3 separate regions of the Mus musculus genome follow, and regions 1 and 3 are each linked to region 2. The links are chromatin loops, found by intact Hi-C in ENCODE. Cell type or tissue: heart. All regions are shown on one strand.

Region 1 (8,000 bases), 300 kb before region 2:
GAGGTGGACTGGGAGACTTTTGCTATCAGTCTCCTCCTGGTGGCTAAGAAACCTGAGGGCTGTCTCTATTTCAGAGGTTAACCCTCACCTTAGCTTTTGCTGGCTGAGCAAATCATAAGAATCATAAGAATAATCCTAAGAAGCAGGTTATCCCTGCTCCCTGTCCGTGAGTCCAGCCAGGCACAGCCACGGTACCTGAGATCGCCACAGGGCTGCCTAATGTCCTGTCTGTTTTGTCAGCAGCTCTCACAAAGGAGAAGGCTGGGATGGTGACATCAGTTTCTAAAGCAGTCTTGAGATGTCCCCAGGGCTCTTCTCCATAGGCTCAGATACCTGAGGCAGATGTTTATTTTGTCTTCCTTTTCTATCATCACTATTTCCATTAACACCTACACATAATTTCTGGCATCATCAGCAGAGACACTGTAGGGCCATGACCAGATAAGGCCCCCTGATGCAGCATAGCCCACGAACATCAACATGGCTCCTGGCTACGGCAGAGATCACAGACATCCTATGGCTCTCAGTGGTGGCACAGTGTCAGGACACCAACAAGGACCTTTGCAGTAAGAGACCTTTGTGTGCAGTCAGAGCACAGACCCAAACATGGCCCTTAAGCAGTAGTATAAGACTGGCTTTGACGTCACCATGGACGTGAGTGGTAATGGAGGCTACTCACATTGGTGTGGGACCTGCAGCAGCATTGCTCACAGACATCAAAGCAGACCTGGCTGCAGTAAGGCCACGGATCCAGACATACCCGTCTGTGGCAGCACAGACCTGGCCCTCTCCATGGCCTTAAGCGGTAGCACAGCCTACAAACATCATCATGGCTTCAGGCCGAAGCACAGACTATCTCCATTGCTCCCAACTCTCTGTCACCCATTTTCTCTTATGGTTTTCGGTGAGGCCACAGCCAGCAACACAAATCAGGCTACTTTAAGGCTATGGACCCAGGCATGGCCCTCAACAGCAGCTGAGCCCTTGTCCTCACTACCGTCTCATGTGGCAGCACAGCCCACTCACATCAGTATGGCCCCCGGGGTCAGCATGGCCCACGGACATGAACATGGACTTAATAAGCCATGGTACAAGTCATGAATATCCGTATGTCGCAGGCAAGAGAAAACACGCACAGTTCACGGACATCAACCTGGACCTCAGTCAAATCAGAGCCACTGACCTACACATGACCTTTAGCAGAATCTCGGGACATGGTCCTTTGAGAAGATCTATCCTATTTCAGGCCTCCACCCTGCTAAGATTTAGGGTGATCCTGTGTGCAGGCAGCTTGTTCGGAGACAATCTGCGTGTGCTTAAGCTCTTGGCTGCTGCCTCCCATCCAGCCGACTCCATTGCTACTGTGCAACATCTCCTTGACTTCATTGGCCATTGACATGATCCACCATCAACCTCCACCCTCTCATGCTTGTCACCGCTGTCACATCCCCAGTTTCACCACTCTTTGTCACCACTTCTGCCTCCCATCATCTCCACTTCCGCCTCTCTCCACAGTACGCACACCCTTTGGCTCCTCCGTTCTCTCTGTGGTGCCTACCTGTTTGGGATGGAGAGCCGCCTGTGCCCGCTCTTTGCAGATGGGCAAAATCAGTTTGGAGGGACCAAACACTCCTGTATATTTCAATGGTTAAGGAGCACTTTGGTTTCAAGACAGGGTCTCGTGTAGCCCAGGCTGTCCTCAATCTCACTGTGTAGCTAAGGATGTCCTTAAACTTCTGATGCTCCTGTTCTCCGTGTCTATTTTACCATCCACTGGCAATCAAACCTAGGGCCTTGTGCCTGCTAGGCAAGCACTCATTGAACTGAGTTACATCCCCAGCCGGGGGTGGGGGTGGGGGTGGGGGTGGGGGCAGGGTATTAAGTTTCCTTGAGAGCTGGGCTGGGGAATAACAAAACCAAATTGTTCCCGAGTACAAAGCAGGTGTGAGTGGACAGAGATGCACAGTAGGAAGTGTGTGGGAACTAACATCTTGAGAAGTTGAAGCCCATCTGACCAGATGTGGTGAAGGTTTGCGGACATGACCAACTTTTCCTGATTGGATGTTTGGGTTACATTCAAAATGTTTAGAAGTGTGGCTCTCTGTACGTGGTGGTTTTCTGTGTAATATCTTTTTAATTAAGATTTTAAGATTTTTTTTTATGATCCACTAATCAGTTGAAGGCCATCTAGGCTGGTCCCATCATCCCTGTAGTGTGACCATTGACGGGCTATCCGTCCTCTGATGTAAGGTGTGGGGTCTTTGGAGTGTGCGTCCAGAACTAATTATAACATGGCAGTTCTATACTGACTTCCGCCATGGCTATGCCATTTTCTACTCCACCTACAGTGGTTCAGGGTCTCCATTTTCCTAACCCTTCCCCGAATTTGTAGTTGTTCTTCTGTCCGGAGTAAGATGAACTCTCAAAGGATTCTAACTTGCTTCTCTCCGCTTACTAAGGGTGCTGGGTGCTTTTTGGAGTCTTTGTTAGCCATTCCTGTTTCTTTCTTTCGTTTTGTCTTCAGTCCTAGAAACCATTTGTAACCCGTTCATTTGCTCTCTTGATGTTTAACATGTAGCATTTTACAACCAGATCGGGAGCCCCACTGCCCCTACGGTGCACCCCTATTTTAAAGTCTGAATCCAGCCAGGTTGGGTGGTGCAAGCGTGTGACCCCAGCACTTCAGAGACATTCTTCAGGGCCAGACAGATCTATAGCAGGCCAGCAAGACCTGCCTTAGGCTGAGTAAAAATTAAACAAGGACCGAGTGTTAAGTGACAGATGAGCTTTTTTGTTCAGGTGTGTTGTTTTCCTTGGCTTAGCCCTTCCCGAGGATGGTAGGTTTCTGAGAAGGCAGGTTTCTGAGAGCTTTCAATCTGCCTCTCCTTAGACAAGCTTGGGACCTGGAAAGCTGCTGACTGAGGCTCTTGCTGCCCTTGAAGGCTCAAACCCGGGTTCTGAGCCGAAGGTCACCGCAGGGCTGGCCAGGGTTGACAAGGTGCCTTGGATGAGCATTTCCTTGTCCTTTAACATTGAATGCACGTGAACGTGAACCGCAGCATAAGTCGAACTGTGTGGTGCAGAAGGAAAAGCTGCCCCACCCGTTGACATTTATAGGCAGAGGCAGTTTTGAAAGGAGTTTCATTTTTAAAATACCATGTGGCTTTAGATTAAATGGAGGAAGATAATTGCTGGTCACTGGCAGTCAGACATATTTTCATAGCAATAGGCTGAGTTATAGAGCTGGTGCCCATAATTGTATTCTTAATGCCTTTACTGTCATCAATGTGACTGAGAAATCTCTGTCTAGATTTTATCATCTCTCCAAATTAATCACCTACCACTAGAGAGAGAGAGAGAGAGAGAGAGAGAGAGAGAGAGAGAGAGAGAGAGAGAGCTGTATAAACATATTAAAAAGGCACTGGCAACATGGGCTAGGGGATGGTGGTTCAGTCAGTAAAGTGCTGGCCTCGCAACCACAGGGACCCAAGTTCGATCCCCAGCACCCATATACCATGCAGAGCACTGTGCTGTGTTCCTGTGATCACCAAGGAGGGAGAGACAAGAGTATCCCTGGAGGAGCCTTCCAGCCTAGCCTAATGTGAGCTCCAAGACAAAGAGAGAAGAGTTCTTAAAGGAGCTGGGTGGTGCTCTCAGGATGACCCTTGAATTGTCCTCTGAGCTCTGTACACATCTGTATGCCCACACACCCACATACACATAGCCACACCCACATACACACATTAGAACAAGAAGGCACTGACAGATGGACATCTTGGCAGTCTTCCATGACAAGTGCACAGTTACACCAATCCCCTGTTACTAGATTTAAAAGCGTTTATTCAGTGGGACTGTCACAAGGCTGTCATACTCTTCCCTCACCTTTAGTGGCACTTCTGAGTCCATGACAAACTGCATCTGAACGCATCTCTCTAGGAACCCGGCCACCATCAGCTCTTCTTCTCGGGTTGTACAATTTGATTGTTTTTCACTGTAGACAGTGCATTCTGCAAAATATAACAAATTTATACTAATTTATGCCCTTTCATATCATCCCCCTGCCTCTTTGTATGGATAACGGTCTATAACTTTATACATGGACATATAAAATTATTAATATTTAAAGATCGTGAAATGGCTTAAATGTAACAACAACCACAAAACAGAACAACAGCAACGATAAAAAACAAAACAACAACAACAAAACCAACCAAATAAATGTCCACAACTCAACCGACGTGCATCCTAGATGCCTCTAACCAAGTTTTTCTGACTGTAGGAAGTGGCCACTTTGCCCATAGACATATCTAAGGAATAAGAAGTGAGGCAGCAATTGCAGGCGGCAATTCGAATTCAGAAATGTCAAAACATGAAAAGGGTCTATTTTAGAATCAATAAAATGCTTTTATCCTCCATTACTGGAGTGAAGCAAAAGCATTTGTGAAGAGACCTTGCCAAACAAGAGAGCTGCCATCAAGGAAAATGACTGTGCCTGCGCCTGCTGCCGTCCTTTCTTCTGCCAGTCAACCTTAGCGACAGGAGGGAAAAGATCTTAAATAAAAGGGCCCAGTCAGACAAGGTTTCCTTGACAATAAGTTCAAAATCACGTTAACCTGAGCGTCTTTAGACATAAACCGGACACTAGGGGGCGCCAGCACACAAGGTGCTAGATGAGAATATCGACAAACCGTTTGCTTGTTTTTACAATCTGTTCTCTGGATAAGTACTTACGCGCCACGACTTCTCTGGGGACTGTAAAGATGATTCGATCCTGAACTCGGCCTTGAAGATCTCTCCCTGTAGTGAGAGCCACCAAGCATCAGTGTGCAAGTGAGAGTAAAGGAAAACGGCAGGAGATTAGGAAAGAGGTGGAAAGGATTGCCGAAGCAGAACAGGGCTGAACCTGATGGCGTAAGCTACTCACTTCAGCACCAAGCATGCTGAGACGGGAGGACTGTGAGCTTGAGGCTAGCCTGTGCAAATGGAAAAAAAAATATATATATATATTGTCTGGTTCATCAAGTCAAGTTTCTTTTGCTAGCTAGGGAAAACATTTTAAAATCTGCTCAGTAACGGGTTCTGCATTCCTGAAGAACCTTCCCGATTGACTTTGTGGGAGGGGTAAGAACAGAGGTACGGGGCTCCTTGAGGGAGGATCCACAGGCATCTGTGAGTCCAAAGACCAAATAGCACTGTGTGACTCTGTTAAAACAAGCCCTGATGGAGCCGAGCCCTGATCCAATACCCACCATGCCCGCAGAGCATTGATCCGCAGAGCAACTGTTGATCAAGGTACACAAGGCTCCGAAGGAGACCAATCTGTCAAACTAAAGAGAAATATCAAAGTCCAGGTGTAAAAGTTTCCCGGACTGCACACACGGTCCTCACAGCACATGCCTCAGAACCAACAGCTAAGAAGGAAATAAAGCCCTGGGAGAAAAGCCAGTCAGGCTCGGTTTGTTTTTTGAAACGGAACATTTCTATGGCTCAGAGAAAATGACACAATAAAAGGCTGGGGATGGGGTGAGGGCTGCAGGGGAGAAGGAACAGGGAAAATGGAGGAGCCTACAGGGGCAGCCAGAGATGGGTAAGGAGTAACTAGTAAAAATGAAACAAAAAGAACCAACATCCAGGTGGTGGCCTACGCCTGAAATCTCAGCGCCTGTGATTTGGAGGCAGGGAGCAGGAGTTTGAGGCCACCCCTGGCTATATGAGACCCTGACCTAGAAAAGCAAAGACAGAAAGAGAAGAAAAAAATACCTCACACCATAATGGCATGTTTCCAATAACCTTTACAACAATTAGAAAGCCACAAATTAAATCGCTCATTAAAAAGGCTTACAAAAATGTATAAGGCATCTCTCAGATCATTTCAATAAAAATTTATGTTTAAGACCTCATTGTGTTGAACACACAAATTCATTCCCTCCCTCCCTCCCTCCCTCTCTCCCTCCCTCCCTCCCTCCCTCCCTCCCTCCCTCCTTCCCTCCCTCCCTCTGTCCCTCTGGATTGTTGGGTTCTAAATATTTAAATATTTTAACAACCCCATTCAGGTATAATTGGTATACAATAGATTATACATATTTAACACATATATATAACTGACATCTGTGCGTTCCCATGAACCCTCTGCAATCAATACACGTCAGTCAATCAAACCCAGGTTCCTCTTTCCCCTCGAATTGCTCCATTGTTCCATCTTGCCAATCCATCCCCCTCCCACCCCCAGACACAGCTGTAACTTTGTATAAATCAATGAAAGGATGGCGGCCTTGAGCTGTGTTGTCTTTTCCACCCAGCAGCATGGGTTTGAGGACTCTGCCCATGGGAGAATGGACCACTGCACTGTCTTTTCCATAGCTGGGCTGATTTCATCAAAAGAATGTGTCACACAATGCAATGCCCACCATGCTTACTCTGGAGTGTTTCCTTGTCCCTTTTGGGCGACTACACACCAAAGGGCTGTGAACATTGGTGGGTGTGAAAGTTGGAGTGTCCTTGGGCAGCACCCAGCATGGGATGGCTGCAGGGGAAATTGTGTGGCCGTCAGGACGGAGCTACGCTGCTATACAGCGCTGGGCCCACCACTGGCACCTGTGCACACACTAGTTCCTCCAAATTCTCAGAAAAACTCATGAGTGTTGATCTTCTCAAGTCTCATCAATTATCTTTAGTAATTTACTCTTGGCTGCTTAAGAAAAAGCAGTTTTGTCATTAATGTCTAAAGTCTTATACTGTTTTTAATTTTGCATATATTTAACCTATTTGTGTTTGAGACAGATTCTCCTGTATCCACGATTTTCCTCTGTCTTGTTATGTAGCCAAGGATGACTATGAATTTCTGATCCCCCGGCCTCCACTTTCTGAGTACCAGGCATGCACTATCGCAGCTGGTTTCTGCTGGGCTGGGGACTGACCCCCCAGTGTGCTCGACCAACGCAGCCCTCTTTCTGTTTGTCCAGACTGCCTCCGGGAACTAGATCTCTCTTCCATGAAGGCACATAGCTTTCTGTGGCAGCACCCAGGTCACGGTGTGTTCTAGAGAAAGGCATGGAAGGGTATTCTTTGAGCGCCTGCAGGTTCAGAATCCCAAGTGGAACTTCAGAAAAACTTTAATCTCTGCTCCCCTTTGCAATCCGGCTGGGGCCTCCGATGACGACGTCTGTGCCTCTGTCACCATCCATGTGATTGCTTTAAGATTCCTTCTACCCAAAAGACGCTCCATCATACCACAAGGACACTTGCTCAACTGTGTTCATAGCAGCTTCATTCGTAATAGCCAGAAACTGGAAACAACCCAGATGTCCCTCGACTGAAGAACAGATAAAGGTAGTTTGTTACATTTACACAACGGAGTATTACTCGGCCACTAGACACAGTGACATCAGGAAATTTTCAGACAAATGAATAGAACTAGAAAATGCCATCCTGAGTGAGGTAACCCAGACCCAGAAAGACTCGCATGGTATGTACTCACTTATAAGTGCATATTAGCTACGAAGTACAGGATACCCATGCAACAATCCACAGATCCAAAGAAACTAAATAAGGAGGAGGGCATAAAGGAGGATGTTTGAATCTCACTCAGAAGGGGAAATAAAGGGCATTTGTCATCAGGGTCAAATGGAGGAAGGGAGCTGGGTGGGAGAGGGGAGGGGGGAATCAGGTGTAGGGAGAGTTGGGGGGAGGACTGGAAGAGAACATTGAAATCAGTGAGAGGCATCTCTGGCTTTGGAGACCTGCAAAGGTCGGGGTACCTGGGAAACTATGGGGGTGACCTTAGCTGAGACTCCCAGCAGCAGGGAATATAGAGCCTGAAGTGACAACCTACTGTAGCCATGCAAGACTTCTAGTGGAGGGGGACATCAACCCACCCACAAAACCTTTAACCCAAATTTTGCCCTGCCAACAAGATACACAGGGATAACGATGGAGCAGAGATTGAGGGAACAGCCAACCAATGACTGGACCAACTTAAGACCCATCCCATGGGAGAGAGC
Region 2 (8,000 bases):
ACACAGAAGTCATTCTCCACCCATCGGCCTCTGCTCTCAGCATCCCATGTGGGCAGCCTTATTTTTTAGTGTTCAGAAAAATGAGAGATGAGAGATCATCACTTTATTTAATAGTTGGCAAATCTCAACTAACCCATATCCACCTAGGGTCAGAGAGAGAAGGAACCAGTTTCAGAAACGGGTTCAGTCTCCCTGGCTCTGTTCTTGGTAATTAAATATACTCTTTGTCCCTAACTGTTACATCAGCCTGCTTTAAGGTGCACACGTGTACAAGCATGCACGCACACACACACACACACACACACACACACACACACACACACACACACATTCAGCTTATAGAACAGACACCAGCATGAGGCATAATGGAACTGTGGTGGCTAGACTAATAAATGTTCCTTGTAGTAATAATGAAATATCCATGAAATGAAATCTCCAAAATAAAAAGAAAGAAGAAAAAAATCCAAAACTGTAGCATAAGGTGACCTCACTTGTTGAAGCCAAGTGTGAAGGGAAATGATTTGAACATGGACTTGTCATTCTCTAAACTGTCCATGAGTCTTTAGGAAATATTCTACAACTCTATTTTTTATGTCTTTGGCTTTTCCATAATAAAAAAGAAAACGCGAATTTTTACAGTAAACCAAGCAGTAGCCATACCTACGGGTCTACGCCCACCTCTCCAGTCTCATCCATCCCAGCACTTTGCTAATCCGAGCTCAGGCTGTGGCTACATTTGTCTTCTCTGAGCACAGTAAGTTCTTTGTCCAGAGACAAGGGGAGAGGATCAGTATCTGAGGGTAGTGTGGCAGGAAGTTTCCCCAAATGTATGAAAGCATCAGACATGAAAGGACGCTGTTGTTTTCTGTGTCTGTTTTCTACTCAGTGCAGCACGCCCACCTTGGTCCATGGCGATCTGATGCCCCAAAGTCAATCTAAATTCACAGCTGACCCCCTGTGGTTGGGCACTTCAACTGAGAAAACCTCAGACACACCGTGAATGATGCCCTCCTGTGTGGGTGACCCTAGACACCAGCAGTAGCAAGGCTGCAGCAGGATTGATGGAGGGCAAGGCCAGCAGAGAGTCTCGGTGGTTACCCAAATGCACTATGTTCTCAAATAGTTTTACTGCAAGACAAATAGAAACAGACATACAGACATGGTGACTAGATGTAACAAAACGATGGCTTGCAGAGAGAACCATCTGAGAAATTTGCAGATGGGGGTGAAAGAACAGAGAAAACTGCAAGCCAGGGTGTTTTATGTCCTCAGGTGTTCCTACATAGGGACACACACACACAGACACACAAACATATATATACACTTACACAGACACACAGTCACAGACATACAAACACACACACACACACGTGTGTGCACACACATACATATGCACACACACACAGATACACACACACATGTGTGCACACACATACACATGCACACACACATAGATACACACATACAGATGCGCACACAGATACACGCCAATACACACAAACGCAGACACACAGATACACACAGAGACACACACAGACAGACATGCACACACGGCCCACTGTAGAAGTGTGGCCTTAAGCAGGACAAGACAAAGGACACATTGCACATGTACTGCTGAGTGCTGAGTCATGAAGATGTTTGTAAGGCTTTGTCCCCGTTCTCCTCACCTTGGCAAGAATCGACGGTCCCTAGACCCCAGAATAGCTCCACATGTGACTCCCAGCTGACTGGGACGCAGACCGCACCTGGCATGGTGAGCATGGAGCATTCCCAAAAAAGTGATGACCCAGAATCCATCGTCCTGCCAGAATCAGGTCAGAGGAACTTAAGGGGAGAAATCTGCCGCCTGAAACATCTTTATGGTATGAGAAGTACCTTTGTATGGTAGCTTGAATTGTATACAGCATTGAAAGGCATTGTCGTCCATGGTTAAGAATCAGATGAGTGTTGGGCTTGGAGCTCAGTGGGAAAGCGCTTGCCTAGTGTGTAGTGAGGCTCTCAGCATCCCTCCAAAATGTCCCAACATAAACCTCTGTCTGTCTCTCTGACACTATGCTAATCAGAGAGTGAGTTATTCTGAGCCTATGCCTGGGAGATCAGTGAGTGAAGTCTCTTAGCCAACAGAGAAGCAAACATAAGTCTATCAAGTGGCGTGGCCCAGCCCACATCTCAGACTGAAGCGTGTGGCCCAGGAGTCGATTTTACTGCGATGTTCACCTGTTATTTTTTTAATTTAGTACTGTTGCCCAGGGATGTGCTGATAAAATGCCTCAATTCAAAACTGAATTCTATCCTAGCAAAATGTTTGTTTCCCAGAGTAGTCTGAATGTAACCTCCAAATAAATAATAAAGAGCTAATTTTATTGTAAGGAGTTGATCTGGAATGAAGAATACAAAATGGCTTTATTCACCCTGTTTCTGTAAGAGTCAAGCAGCAGGGAATGACTTTTTGAAATGTATTTGTTTTGTATTTGTGGCGGTGTTTTGTCTGTGTTTGTGTACATGAGCACATCTGGTGCCTGTGGAGGCCCGAGGAGGGCATTAGACGCCCTAAAACTGGAGTTACAGATGGTTGGAAGCTTCTAAGGCGCTGGGAATTGAACCTGGTTCCTCTGGCAGAGCATCCAGCCCTCCTAACCCCTGAGCTATCTCCCCATCCCCATTCTGTTTTTCTCGACTCACAGATCACCATAGCTCTACTCTTCTATGAAGACATGCTGTTACAGAACTGAACAGGCCTCACGTTAAAAAACCCATGGTTGGCTAACATCTACTTACCATTGAGTGCATACCATGAATGTCCTTTGAGGTCTGGGTTACCTCATTCAGGATGGTATTTTCTAGTTCCATCCATTTGCCTGAAAATTTTATGATGTCCTTGTTCTTAACGGCTGATAGTATTCCATGATACAACTCACAGACTGGAGGAAGCTTAACAAGAAGAGAAGCCCAAGTGTGGGTACCTGAAACCCACTTAGAACGGGAGCAAAATAATCATGGGAGGCAGAGTGAAGGAGGAAACTGGGTGGGAGAGGGGAAGGGAAAAGGTGGGGGCAGGGTCAGGTATGGGGAGAGACAGGAGGGATGTCCAGAGGGCCAGGAGAATGGATGGAATTATGCAGCAGTGGGGGCGAGGGGGCAGGGAAAACCTCTAGAAAGTCCCAGAGACCTGGGATATGAGAGGCTACCAGGACTCAATGGGGATGACCTTACCCGAAATGCCCAACAGTGGGAAGATGGAACCTGAAGAGACCACCTCCAGTAGATAGACAGGGCAGAGCCCCCAGTTGAGGCAGGGGGGCTTACCAACCCATTTTCAAAATTTTTAACTCAGAATTGTTCCTGTCTAAAGGAAATGCAGGGTCAAAAATGGAACAGAGACTGAAAGAAAGGCCGCTCAGCGACTGGCCTAATTTGGGATCCATTCCATGCATGCAGACCAAATCCTGACACTATTCCTGAGGCCATATTGTGCGTGCAGACAGGAGCCTGGCATCGCTGTCCTTGAAGAGGCTCTATCAGCAACTGACTGAGACAAATGCAAATACTTATTGCTAACCATTGAGGTCAGGGGCAATGTGGAAGACTTGGAGGAAGGACTGAAGGAGCTGAAGGGGATCAAAACCCCTTATGAAAAACAACAGTGTCAACTAACTGGACCCCTCAGAGCTCCCAGAGGCTAAGCCAAAAACCAAGGAGCATACATGGTTTAGTTCATGGCCAGCCCCTGGCACATGTGTAGCAGAGGACTGCCTTTTCTGGCCTCTGTGGGAGAAGATGTGCTTAAGTGGAAATTTGATGCCCCAGGGAAGAGGGATGCTGGTGGGGATGAGGTGGGGTGGGTAGACAGGTCGGAGAGCACCTTCTCAGAGGCGGGACGGGGAGGGAGATGGGTGAAGAACTCAGAGAGGGGGACCAGGAAGGGGGGCAACTTTTGGAATGTAACTAAATAATATAATAATAATAATAATAATAATAATAATAATAATAATACGAACCCATGATTATGCACCCCCCACGTGGTTGGTTTCAAACCATGATAGAAGGTTGGTGAAGAGCAGGGTTGTAGTCCCGGGGGTAGAGCGAATACCCAGCATGCCCTTGGTTAGATTTCCTGTACTGCACAATAAGAGCAGGAAGAAAGGGGGAAAGAAAAAGAGTTGTGTAGGGAGCGCTAGTTTAAATTGTGTGCAGGTCTACAGAACTTCCAGCAGGTGGCAGTGTTTACAAATATTATGATGCCACAAAGTCACCACAGCTAATTTCCAAATAGAGGTGTCCAAGAAGGGGATTTGGTTCTCGGTTGAGCCCAGAGCCATCCCTCAGATGCGCCCTTCACTGCCACCAAACAAGAGCCTTTAAGCTTTGGCTAAAGCTGCCTTTCCGGCTACTGTACCATTGTCTTTGGAATGTGCTGTGTCACCATTTGCAGATAATTTTTTCCTGTGGGGCTGCCCTACAAATCACAGATCAAGAATACTGGCTTTAGTAAGTGACAATGAGTTTGATTAACCTTATTTGAGAAATTTTATGTAAGATCTTTGAACTATGTTTTAAGTTCTGGTCTGCCTCCCTTCTCCCATACAGGGTTCCCTGTAGCCCAGGCTGGTCTCAGACTCACTACGTAGCCAAGGATGGCATGGAGCTTCAACTTCTGATCCTCCTGCCTCCACTTCTCCAAGGCTGGAGTTGAAGGTGTATCCACCATTCTTGGTTTAATGCGGTGCTAGGACAAGAACCCAAGATTTGGTACATTAGAGGTGGACACTCTACCAACTGAGCTATGATGCACTCCACGCCTCAAATACTGTTTCTTTCCCGATATTTGTACATGGTAAGTTTCAGAGCACTGTTTGCCTAGTGTTAGCTAGATCAACAGTGTTTTGGGCATGCATAAACACAGGACTAGCTTCTATTGACATGCACACAAGTGACCACAATGCTCATGGTGGACCTGTTACCTAGCAACAAATGAGTACCCATCACACTTCTTAAAAGATAAGGCCTCATGCAAACCATTTAACCATATCCTTACCTCGGCTGAACAGTAGGAAATCATCTGAGTTCATGGCTCCCATTCTCACCTCCATACCATAACCTTGGCCTCCCCATTTAATCTTCCTGTTTTCAAGCCCTCACAGGACCAAGAGCCTCCCCTCTCATTGATGCCAGACAAGGCCACCCTCTGCTACATATGCAGCCGGATCCATGGGTCCCTCCATGTGTACTCTGGTTGATGGTTTAGTTCCTGGGAGCTCTGGGGGTCAGGGGTCTGGCTGGTTATATTGTTGTTTTTTCTATGGGGTTGCAAACCTCTTCAGCTCCTTCAGTCCTTCCCCTAATTCCTCCACTGGGGTCCCCGTGCTCAGTCCAGGAGGCTGGCTTTGCAAGCATCTGCATCTGTATCCATAAGGCTCTGGCAGAGCCTCTCAGGAGACAGCTATTGTACAAAGTAGTCACTGAGATTGGTCCTCTCCTGTCTTCATCTTCCCATCTTCCCAGTGCATCTCAGAACTCCTGAAAAAGATATTTTCAGAATTAGATTCTGTATATGTAAGTCCTGCCCTTATTTCCCTCAATTATAGAGCTGTTTTGGTATTTATTTGTTCCCTGATTTGGGAATCCTGGGGATTAAACCCAGGGCCTCTGCAAACTAAGCATCAACTCTACCACAGAGCTACACTCACAGACTACATTCAGATCCTATATACTCAGAGTCATCCGAGGTCCTTGGAGCATCTTTAAAGTATTATCTATCGCTTATGTTCAGCCACTTTAGAATTCCTGTGCCTTTTAAAACAGAACTCCTTCCAAAGACGGGTATAACAGTTATATCTGTTACACCTCCCTCCCACCCCCCACCCCCTACCCCCAGGGTTTCATGTGCCTGAGCTGGCTTTGACCTCACTCTGCAGCCATGGACAATCTTGCACCACTGATCCTCCTGACTCTCCTTCTTAAATAGGTGCTGGGATTACAGCTATGTAACAGCAGATCAGTTTATGAATCAAACCCAGGGCTTCCAACATGCGGAGCAAGCTTGTTACCACCTGAGCTACAGCTCAACCCCATTTTTGCTACTCTTTTTGAAAGCTAGTGTGACGTATTTAGTGTGTTGATACATGGTTGCAAGTATGCAGATCACGGGTGTAGGATACCACAGAGTCTCACACAGCAAACATCGTCTACAGATAAAACTCATCTCCAGAGAATGAGCCTTGCTGGACAGCCCGTTGTGACCAACTTTCATCAGAACGCCCGCCATCCTGGCTTCTTACAGCAGCCATCCACATGTACTTTAAAAATGGTTACTCAGAGTGTAACTATTAGTTACTTTTCTACTACGTGATGAAACATCAGGACCAAGACAGCTGATGGAAGGAAGGATGTATCCATCCTCATCACAGTGGGAGGGATCATAGCAGGCAGCAGGCAGCAGGCAGCAGGCAGCAGGCACAGCACTGAAAGCAACATCTGAACAGGAAGCAGAGTGAGCGAACTCACATTAGCCAGAGTCTTAAGGTATAAATAACATCAATTAATGAGGTGCTCATTCTTATCATTTGCCTCCAATAAGCCATTCCTCTTCCTCCTTTCCTGTGTGTGCATCATGTTAGTAAACCCCAGTTCTCCTCTAAGGAAAGGTTCAGTAACTCTCCCCCATTCACAAACAAACCTTAATCGTGAAAATGGCAATGGAACAAATGACATGAATGACATGAGGGAAATGAAACTCTGACCTAACCTGTCCAGCACCATCTTCTTCCTCAGGGTTACTCGGGCACTTTTAAAGGATGCTAACAGGCTGGCTGTGTACAAGCCACATCTGACTGCCCGTGAAAAGGTCTGGGAAATGTTTGAACTTCTGGGGTTCTCCTGGTCTAGTGCGAGGACAGAGAGTAGTGACCCACACCTGTAGCCGCAGCCCGTGGAAGGTGAAACTCAGAATCCGAATCCGAATCACATCCCTGACTACATGGTGAGTTCAAGACCAGACAAGGCTGCAAGAGACCTCATCTAAAACACAACAGAGGGTTTCCCTGGGCCCATATAGCTCTGTGACCACAAAGCCAAGGATGGGATGGATTAATGCAGTATCTACTGGGTATAATCTGCCCCCAGAGAGACCTAAACAATCAGGAGCCTCCAGAAATGTATTCAGATGGGTGAAATGAGGTTCCCTCTGTCCGTCCGCTGATGGCCAGTGTCTGGGAATGGCTGGACTGTGTGTCTAAGAGCTCACACAGCACAATCAGTTATACAGAACTCTCTGCATCTTGAGTGTATGTGCACATGTGTGTGAGAGAGGGCAGGGGAGCCCTGATGACATGGCTGCATTCCCTTTGTTTAAAAAAGGCACACATGTGTAGAAGTCAGGGAGGTGAGCAAGGTCAGTTGCAGTACTTCAGGGGGTATGAACTTAGGCGTGTAAAGATAAGCTACATCCCAGTGTTAGTTGGGAAGGTCCAGGGAATGGTCCTGATCAAAGCCTAAGTCTTTGTCAGTACTTCATATTTAATAAAGCTTGCTATGAATTTGGAAAAAAAGTGATAAGCTACATCTTTCAGGAAATATGGAACACTGGAATACAAGAAGACATTCCTTAGTTTAAGCAAGTATACACACACACATGCACACACTTCCACATACACACTGGCACATGCACACATATACATGCACATGCTTGCACATACATACACATATGGGCACACACTTGCACATGCACACACACATATGCACACACTGGTACATACACACACACATGCACACACTTGCACATGCATACACATACATGCACACACTTGCACATACACACATGCACACACTTGTACATGCACACACACATAGGCACACACGTGCATGCACACACGATCTGCGATCTGTACCTCAAGTCACCCTTGGCTTCCCTGCCTGTGCTCTGCCCTTTTAGCCTGGCTCATGCCCGCCATTCAGGATTCTGTTTGTGTGGGGAGCGGGTGTGGTGGCAGTCCCAAAGGCGC
Region 3 (8,000 bases), 160 kb after region 2:
CTACCCCAAATAACATAATGTCCAAATTATCTAGGTCATGTTAATTTAGACAGAAAAAACTACAGTTATATAGTGGGAGGGGTCCAATGAAAGCATTTAAATGGCATGAATATACTCTGTAGATAATACTGCCACATAGCCTACAGTCATATTAAATGTCAGTGACTATATTCATTATTAATATTTTAACATAAAAAGTAGAAAATGTATGTGGATGAAGTCTTTATGAATGATAGATCTGTATCATGAACGAGCACACACAAAATGAACCCACATTTTCCTGGAATCATGGCTTAAAAATTTAATAAAGAATTGAGACTTGTTGGCACTTCTGGAAAGAGGAGACCTATCTTAGAATGAAGAGAACTGAAAAAGGTAAATATGTGTCAGAGCTCTTGGCTCCTTAATGATGTGTGTGTGTGTGTGTGTACATGTGTGTGTGTGTATACGTGTGTGCTTGTGCCATGGGTGTATAGGTGCCCAGGGAGGTTAGACGAGGGTGTTAGATCCTCTGGAGTCAGGTGGCTATGCACTCTCTAAAGTGGGAACAGGGATCTGAACTCAGGTCCTCTCAGTTTAGCAATAATCACTGAGCCATCTTTCCAGTCCTGAAATGTCATTTTTGACATCACTAAAACTGTAACTATTTGAAAAAAGAGCCATAGTTGGCATACTTCAAGCCAAAAGGATGTCCATTCCCTTGACCATCTTACCTTATAGTTAAAAAACTTTGTGACATGAGCAAACAGTTCAAAGCTGAAATCCATGTCAATAGGATGTCCCATGCTAGCTGCGGCCATGCACTTGGCTGCATAATACCCCATCTGCCGGGCCTGTGTCCACAACCTCATCTGAAATGGTAGGAAATGGTATCTGGTTATCATCTGAATGTGAGTGCGCTCGCAGGGCACATTCGTGAGCAGGGATATGGGCACATGCAAGCCACGGTGCATGCCACGGTGCATGAATGAAGTTAGTCGATGCCCTGAGTCCTTGCCTTCCACTCAGTTTGAGGTGGGGTCTATGTTGTTGTTTTTCCATTGAGTACTCTGGCTTAGCTAGGGACTGGCTCACTAGGGACTCCCACCTCACAGTATGAGTACTGGTTATAGTAGCTTGTGCTGAGTCCAGCTTTTACATGTGTTCAGGGAACTCAAAGCTCTGGTCTCATACTTCTGTGACAAGAGCTTTTATATCCACTTTAACTACTTCCTCTGCACTAAAGTTTCCATCTTATAAATTCCCTTAAGTGTACTTCCAGTGAGTTTGCCCCAGCCAGTGTTATCTTTAATGGTCACAAGTGAACCCCAGTTAAGATGGTATTTGTTAATTCTAAGTTAGTGCCTCAAACATGAAAGGATAATACCCAGGTGTATACTTGAATATAATTTCAACTAATATGGTGAAGCATTTTAGGTGTTAGGAGGTGGAACAAAATGTCCTCAGTCCCTGCTCCCAAGTCTATCCTTTACTCAGGCCTTTGCTCCTTAGAGCTCCTCAGAGTCTCTGAGCTGACTCTGGTCAGACAGACACAGGTGGACGTTAGGCTCAGTGCCTAACTTCTTTATGACAGTGCTTGTCTCTCCTTTATTCTGTTTTCATTACATTTTACAGAGGTTTTTTTTTTACTCTCCTGATTTAAGACAGAAATAGTAGGAGTGGGAGTGACAGAAGAGTAAACTACTAATAAAGTGTTTACATATTTAACTTTTCTCAGCTTCAGGTTCTTCACCTGAAATAAACACTACCTCTGCCCCGGGGCGATTGGGAGGACAGGCTGGCTTTAAACGATGAGTTCCTTCTGTGTGGAGGGTGTACCTAGCGTTGACCTCGTGTACACCTCCCAGCTGCGGGCATGAGCTCTGGGCATGTCCAGAAGAGTGCTCACTTTACTCAGGCTCTGCTCTAGACCAGGCAGAGCATAGCACAGCCGCAGGACCTCAGAAGAGTCTGCAGAGCCACAGCACTGGAACTACCTAGCGGGCCTGTGTGACCTGACACTGCGGCCGGATACGTCTCCAGAACTCACACTGGAGAGCTGAGAGACCAACTTTTGAAAGGATCACAAACACTTCATAATATTTAACTAAGTTCAAAGCTTTATACCAGGCTACATTCATAGCTATCCTGGATACAAGCCTGTTGGCTATGGGCTGGACACATCTGACAGAGTTCACTGAGCCTGCAACTCCTTTAGTCTGCATTGTGCGTGATGTAAAGCAAATTGGGATGTGAAACCAGGAGATTTGGAATAAGGGGTATCTTTATTTTGAGCTGTTCCCCACCCCCCCATCAAATTATAAAGATGTAATTGCTCTGGAGGGGTTAAGCAAAAGAGAAAGGTTAACGCCCACAACTTTATAAATTAAAAACATTTCAGTCTACTGTAATACTGTGTGACTTTAACGTGGGATTCTAGCTACTCATCAGAAATTGGCTCCAGTGGCTTCAATTTAAAGTAGAAAAGCTGCCACAGACAGCTGGACTCATCGGTAGCCAGTGCTGTATTTCTCATGGACTAACAGACACACAGTTACACGTGCAGGCTCACCTGCTGCCAGACTGGACTCGGCTGCCAGCACGCAGTGCAGATGTCTCCAGCAGCATAGATATCAGGAAGTGACGTGCGCATCTGGTCATCCACTCTCAGGCCGCCATCTTCTCCTAGAGCAAACTGAGCAGCTTTTCATTAGTATAAGGATGACAAGGTCAGAGCGTGACTTTTCACTAGTGAGCAAGTCGGGCCTGTACGTGCTGATGGATGCCAAGCTCTGTCAGAAAGGTAAAGGAGCTGCGGAGTGCACACCCCTGGCCAGACTCCTACTGAACAGATCCAAATGTCCCAGAATCTCAACCTCAGAAACACCCAACAGTCAGTGTGTACCCAGCCCCAATCAGCAGAACATCCTTTAAGACTTGAAAAGCTAAATGCTAATATAACAGTCTGTAAGCTTTACTCTTGGGAACGCTTACAGGTTAGTCTGTCACCAACCTTTAGATAAACAAACTGGAAGCTATGGCTCCAGATGGTCTTAAGCGGATGTTAACTGCTGGACGCTAAGTAGAAGAGAATACTGTAAATCACGTGTTGCTGCCATCTTGGGTTACAGCTAATACTAAAATGATGGCTGTTTGAAACCTAGACACGATAAAGATGAGGACTATAAGAAATAGGCAAGTGGAAAGAATTCACCTTACATTGTTTCTATGAAGAAAAGGGTGTACGTTTGGGGTGACTCCTGTAGCGCTGACAAGGAAATCACAGCCGTATATTGTCCCATTGGTCAGTTCCACATACACAGGCCACATTTCTTTAAAGAAAAGAAAAAGGTTCTCAAGTGTCATCTGTAGCAGTTATCCACAGCGTCATGTGAATGTTACAGGAACGGCGAGAAGACAGACGGCTTCAGAAGGAAGGCCACTTTATTTTCTGAAGGTCCATTGGCCGAGACAACTGAGCGCAATGGCAGTCTTGTACCTGGCAGCTTCAAGAGCACGGTACTCTAAAGGAGACTAAGCACGATCACTTTCTAAACTACCTGTGAAACAGTTTGATTAACACTTCATGTCACTCAGTGCTTAATCCTCTTTTTTTCTTTTTCTTCCTTTATCAATGATTTATTTTATGATATGAGTACACTGTTGCTGCCTTCAGACACACCAGACAAGAGCATCAGATCCCATTACAGATGGTTGTGAGCCACCGTGTGGAAGAGCAGTCTCTCAACTGCTGAGCTACCTCTCCAGCCCACCTACTTTTTCTTGTTGATGTTTTTCCTCACTGTTCAGACTCCCTGTGAACTCTACCATCTCCTTTTGTACAAACAGCTGGAAGACAACAGGACATGAGCTGCCTGACGGCAGAGTTGATTATTCACAGGACGGCGTGTGGAGGATCCCACAGCTCACACGTGCTGTACAGGAAGTCTGGGGATCTGCACTTAGTCCCAAACACACAGGCTTTTTAATGAAGAAGGCATGGTACTTATGAAAGCTGTTTTGTTTTGATCTGTGAAATACTGACTGACTGGGTTGGGTTATGATGGTCCAAATCCTACCAAAGATTTGACAAGTAAAATGGAAAGTTGCATAACATGGAATTAGTGAAATGAGGGCCTGTAGTTAGGCCAAATTTTATATGAAATTGAGCAGTTTAAAATATAGCAAGACTAACTTAAGTAATAACTTTCCTTTTACCTTTATCAGCTGTAACTGACTTATGGTGGTCCTTTGGAAAAGCCAAGGACTTTTTCTTCATAATCTTAAATTCCTCTTCAAGGTAGATTTTCTTTACTTCACATCTGGTTTCAATGTGAACACTGTGAGAAAACTGGAAGCAAAATAACTACTGGTCAGCAGGCTTCAGACGGTGCCTGTGTAGACAGGGACAGGCAGAGCTTCCCGGGAAGCCTCTCAGGCTGAGGGCAACAGGGGGAGCAGGAGCCACCCACCCAGCACGGGAAGGCCAAGCGAATGGCGAGTGAAGGGGCCTGGAAGTGATATCTGCAGAGCTTCAGTGTGGTCCCCCTGGCCGTGTGCTCTATCAGAAGGGAGCAATGAGGAAACAGCAGGCAGCCGTGTTTGCTGAAGGACTCTTAAAACCTTCAGGAGATGTTAAAGTGCAATCTTAGGAGACCCAAGAATCCAGGAGCAGTGATTTCATGTCATTCCTATCCCCAGTTAGATATCATTTAGCCAGCTCCCCTCCCACCCACTTAAACCTGGAAGTTTCAAAATAAATACACATATTTGTATTCCTGCAATATCTGAATGATGGCTTTTTTTGTAACCTAAAACATTAAAGTGTATGTCGAGATAAGAGATAGCAAGTCATCTGCTTATTCAGTTAGAAATATGACGTACATGTTAGCCTCCACCTAACAACCCTTGTAAGAGCAGTGGAGCATCTAAGTGACTTTAGCAGACGACAGAGAACTGCGGTTATCCCTGTATCTGTATGTCGGTGTCTCCAGATGAACAGCTGTCTTAGCCAGTTTTCATATTTGCTGTTTTGGGTGGTCAACTGGTACAGTGGCTTTGAAGACCTTTCCTGCACGGTATGCTTTAAGTCAAGTGACCCAGGAGTTTGGCGTTTGGACAGGTTTCGCTGGTTTATGGAAACCTACCTCTTCAGTTCCTTTCAAAGCCAAGCCTCCGTGCCAGTCTGGTCCAAGGGCACTGCCCACATAATCAGCTTTAGATTTGGTTCTGGTTTCCTTCTTTGCTTCTAAGAAATGAATACAGGTGATTTGAAAACTGCTAGGTAAAGAATCTCTGAACCCTTTGTGCAGTGTCTTGAATCTCACATGCAGGCACACAGCAAGGTGGCACTGTTGCATGCAGGCACGCAGCATGGCGGCACTTGCATGCAGGCACACACCATGGTGGCACTGTCACTCTATTAGCGGCTTTCTTCATTGAGTGCCTAGGACACAGCCGCTGAGCGGGTAACCGTGCACCCACACACTGTCTGTAAGCACCCAGTGTGTCTTCTCAGTCTACTTGCTAATTTAATGAGTACACAAATTAGCTATTAGATTTTGAATTCTGTCAATTTGTATTGTCTCCAAAATTTAGAAAATTCATTTTGAATTTTATAAGCCAAAAACTTCTTGGAAGATTATTAAAATTAAATTACTAAGTATTGTCCTTAGTGGATTTTGTAGAAAATAGTCATGGACAATGCTCAATTGTAGCAACGGTTTTGCAAATGGGCCAATTATTTAAAATTCACACACACACACACACACACACACACACACACACACACACACACACACACATTATTTTTTTTTTTGGTTTTTCGAGACAGGGTTTCCCTGTATAGCCCTGGCTGTCCTGGAACTCACTTTGTAGACCAGGCTGGCCTCGAACTCAGAAATCCGCCTGTCTCTGCCTCCCGAGTGCTGGGATTAAAGGTGTGTGTTATTTTCTATTTTTAATTAACTTCAAAGAAAGTTGCTCAAATTTTGTTTTGTTTTGCTTTTGAGATTGGGTCTTACTCTGTAGCCTTGGCTAGCTTAGAACTCAGAGAGGCCACTGCTTGTGTTCTGTGATTAAAGGTGCATGCCACCATACCCTTTTATAATTAACAACAAAAAAAAAATATGTGCGGGTGTTTTATCTGCATGTATCTGTCCAGCACTTGTGTTCCTGGTTCCCTCAAAGGCCGAGACAGGGTGCTGTGTCCCTTGGGACTAGAGTTGCAGATGTGGTGGGCTTCTATGTGGGTACTGGGAATCAGCTTTGGGTCTTCTGAAAGGTCAGTAGTTACACTGACCCATCTCTCAGTCCCTATGTATTTTCTTTCTTTTCTTTTCTTTTAATTAATTAATTAATTAATTAATTAATTAATTAATTTTACACTCCATATTTTATTCCCGTCCCCTCCACCTTCCACCACCCACGCTCTCCACATGGATGTCCCCACCTCCCACCCCATCTGACCTCTAAACTCCCTGGGGCCTCCAGTCTCTTGAGGGTTAGGTGCATCATCTCTGAATGAACATAGACCAGGAAGTCCTCTACTGTATATGTGTGTTGGGGGCTCATATCAGCTGGTGTGTGCTGCCTGTTTGGTGGTCCAGTGTTTGTGAGATCTCGGGGGTCCAGATTAATTGAGACTGCTGGTCCTCCTACAGGGTTGCCCTTCTCCTCAGCTTCTTTCAGCCTTCCCTAATTCAACAACAGGGGTCAGCAGCTTCTGTCCATTGGTTGGGTGCAAATATCTGCATCTAACTCTTTCAGCTGCTTGTTGGGTCTTCCGGAGTAAGCCCTATGTATTTTCTAATCTGAACATTTCATATAAAGATGAAGAAATAAATACTCACATTCCTGCCTCCTGAATACTTTTTTACTGAATTTTCTTACAGTTTAAAAATCCAGTTTTTCATCTGAATGAAATGAGCCAGATACTGTACTTACCTTCAACTGTATATATAGTTCTTTTATGTGCAATTTTAGCCTCTGATTTTTCAGACATGAGCTTGGAAGTCAGAAACTCTGCTGCACCCGCGTCAAAGAATGTATTCCCAATGGCGTTATCCTTTATGGCCCAAACTACTTCACAGCCTTCAATTTCATACCTAGGAGGAATGGTACAGTCTCCTGTAGGAAAGCCAAGGAGAAACCCTGAACGCCTGCTATGTGCAGCGGAGGTGACGGACGCGGACTGCACAGAGCAGTGGAGCTCACTTTAGGGGCAGTGAGCGTTAGACTAGGATGAATACTAAAGCAGGCTGGTCCACTTTACTGAATACATCCAGTGATGGCATGGGCTGTGTATCACAATGGCTGTCAGTTTGGTGTTCAGCGAACACCAACACCACTCCATCGTGCTTCCACAGTTCGAGGGGTAGGCAGCACTTTATCCCGCTGCAAAGAGAACAGTGACAGTAGCTGGATGGGAACGACCTGACAGGACTGAAACGCTGCTTCACCCCTGGCTCTTGTAGCTGCTCGTGTAAGAAAGCTGGAAGGAGATTCGCAGGCTAACATCTTCATGCAGTTCTAACGAACTGTCAGCTGCTTTAAATTCTCAGTATTTACTAAACTTGAAATTTCTCTCTCTCTCTCTTTTGGTTTTTCGAGACAGAGTTTCTCTGTATAGTCCTGGCTGTACTGGAACTCACTTTGTAGACCAGGCTGGCCTCAAACTCAAAAATCCACCTGCCTCTGCCTCCTGAGTGCTGGGATTAAAGGCGTGCACCACCACGCCTGGCTTTTGAAATTTCTTAAGATGAAAATATTTTGTATTAATGTGTTCTCATTTCTTCAAACCACAGATTAAGACATAAGAATAACACACACCCTAACCAGCACAACAAACTGGGCTTTGCCAGCTAGACAGGTGATGTAGAAGCAGTGACTAGAAATTGCTAAAGGCACACACGTGCCGATCATTGAACCGTGGTCCCTTGTAGAACACATCATGAGACCCGCCCAGGTCAAACACATTCTGGACCTGCCATGTTTAGGGAGATATCTCTGCAGGTCGGGCT

The links. A loop is a pair of places that touch in the nucleus more often than their neighbours do. Peaks named below come from ENCODE experiments on the same cell type or tissue, not always from the same donor. Only the 100,000 strongest peaks of a DNase experiment are listed, where the experiment ranks them.
Region 1: a loop joins it to region 2, with 2.8 times the contacts of the local background. A loop is called at or near these places in 3 of 42 quality-filtered maps.
Region 3: it touches region 2 in a loop (4-fold over the local background); 17 of 42 quality-filtered maps call a loop at or near these places.

What each region holds. Positions count from the first base shown.
Region 1 is chr6:142,811,474-142,819,473 of GRCm38, reverse strand. It overlaps Gm7457 (predicted gene 7457), which reads right to left and starts at 5,243. Exons shown (of 7, transcript NR_045707.1): 1 at 4,925-5,243; 2 at 4,732-4,797; 3 at 3,883-4,007. In heart, a CTCF peak has its summit at 4,644 (motif pointing right); no DNase peak of the experiment used is centred here; H3K4me3 peaks cover 451 bases; H3K27ac peaks cover 223 bases.
Region 2 is chr6:142,515,530-142,523,529 of GRCm38, reverse strand. It overlaps Gm38919 (a long non-coding RNA gene), which reads right to left and starts at 5,343. Exons shown (of 3, transcript XR_869567.1): 1 at 5,314-5,343; 2 at 4,622-4,726; 3 at 3,999-4,119. It overlaps Gm46979 (a long non-coding RNA gene), which reads right to left and starts at 2,350. Exons shown (of 5, transcript XR_001785405.1): 1 at 1,668-2,350; 2 at 996-1,128. In heart, a CTCF peak has its summit at 4,209 (motif pointing right); a DNase peak (open chromatin) is centred at 1,619; H3K27me3 peaks cover 311 bases.
Region 3 is chr6:142,353,710-142,361,709 of GRCm38, reverse strand. Pyroxd1 (pyridine nucleotide-disulphide oxidoreductase domain 1) reads right to left here. Exons shown (of 12, transcript NM_183165.3): 6 at 6,925-7,085; 7 at 5,127-5,227; 8 at 4,198-4,330; 9 at 3,199-3,311; 10 at 2,552-2,674; 11 at 714-851. It overlaps Recql (RecQ protein-like), which reads left to right. Exons shown (of 15, transcript NM_023042.3): 15 at 1-334. Among named protein-coding and RNA genes, the nearest start is that of Pyroxd1, 12 kb to the right of the region's middle. In heart, no CTCF peak of the experiment used is centred here; no DNase peak of the experiment used is centred here.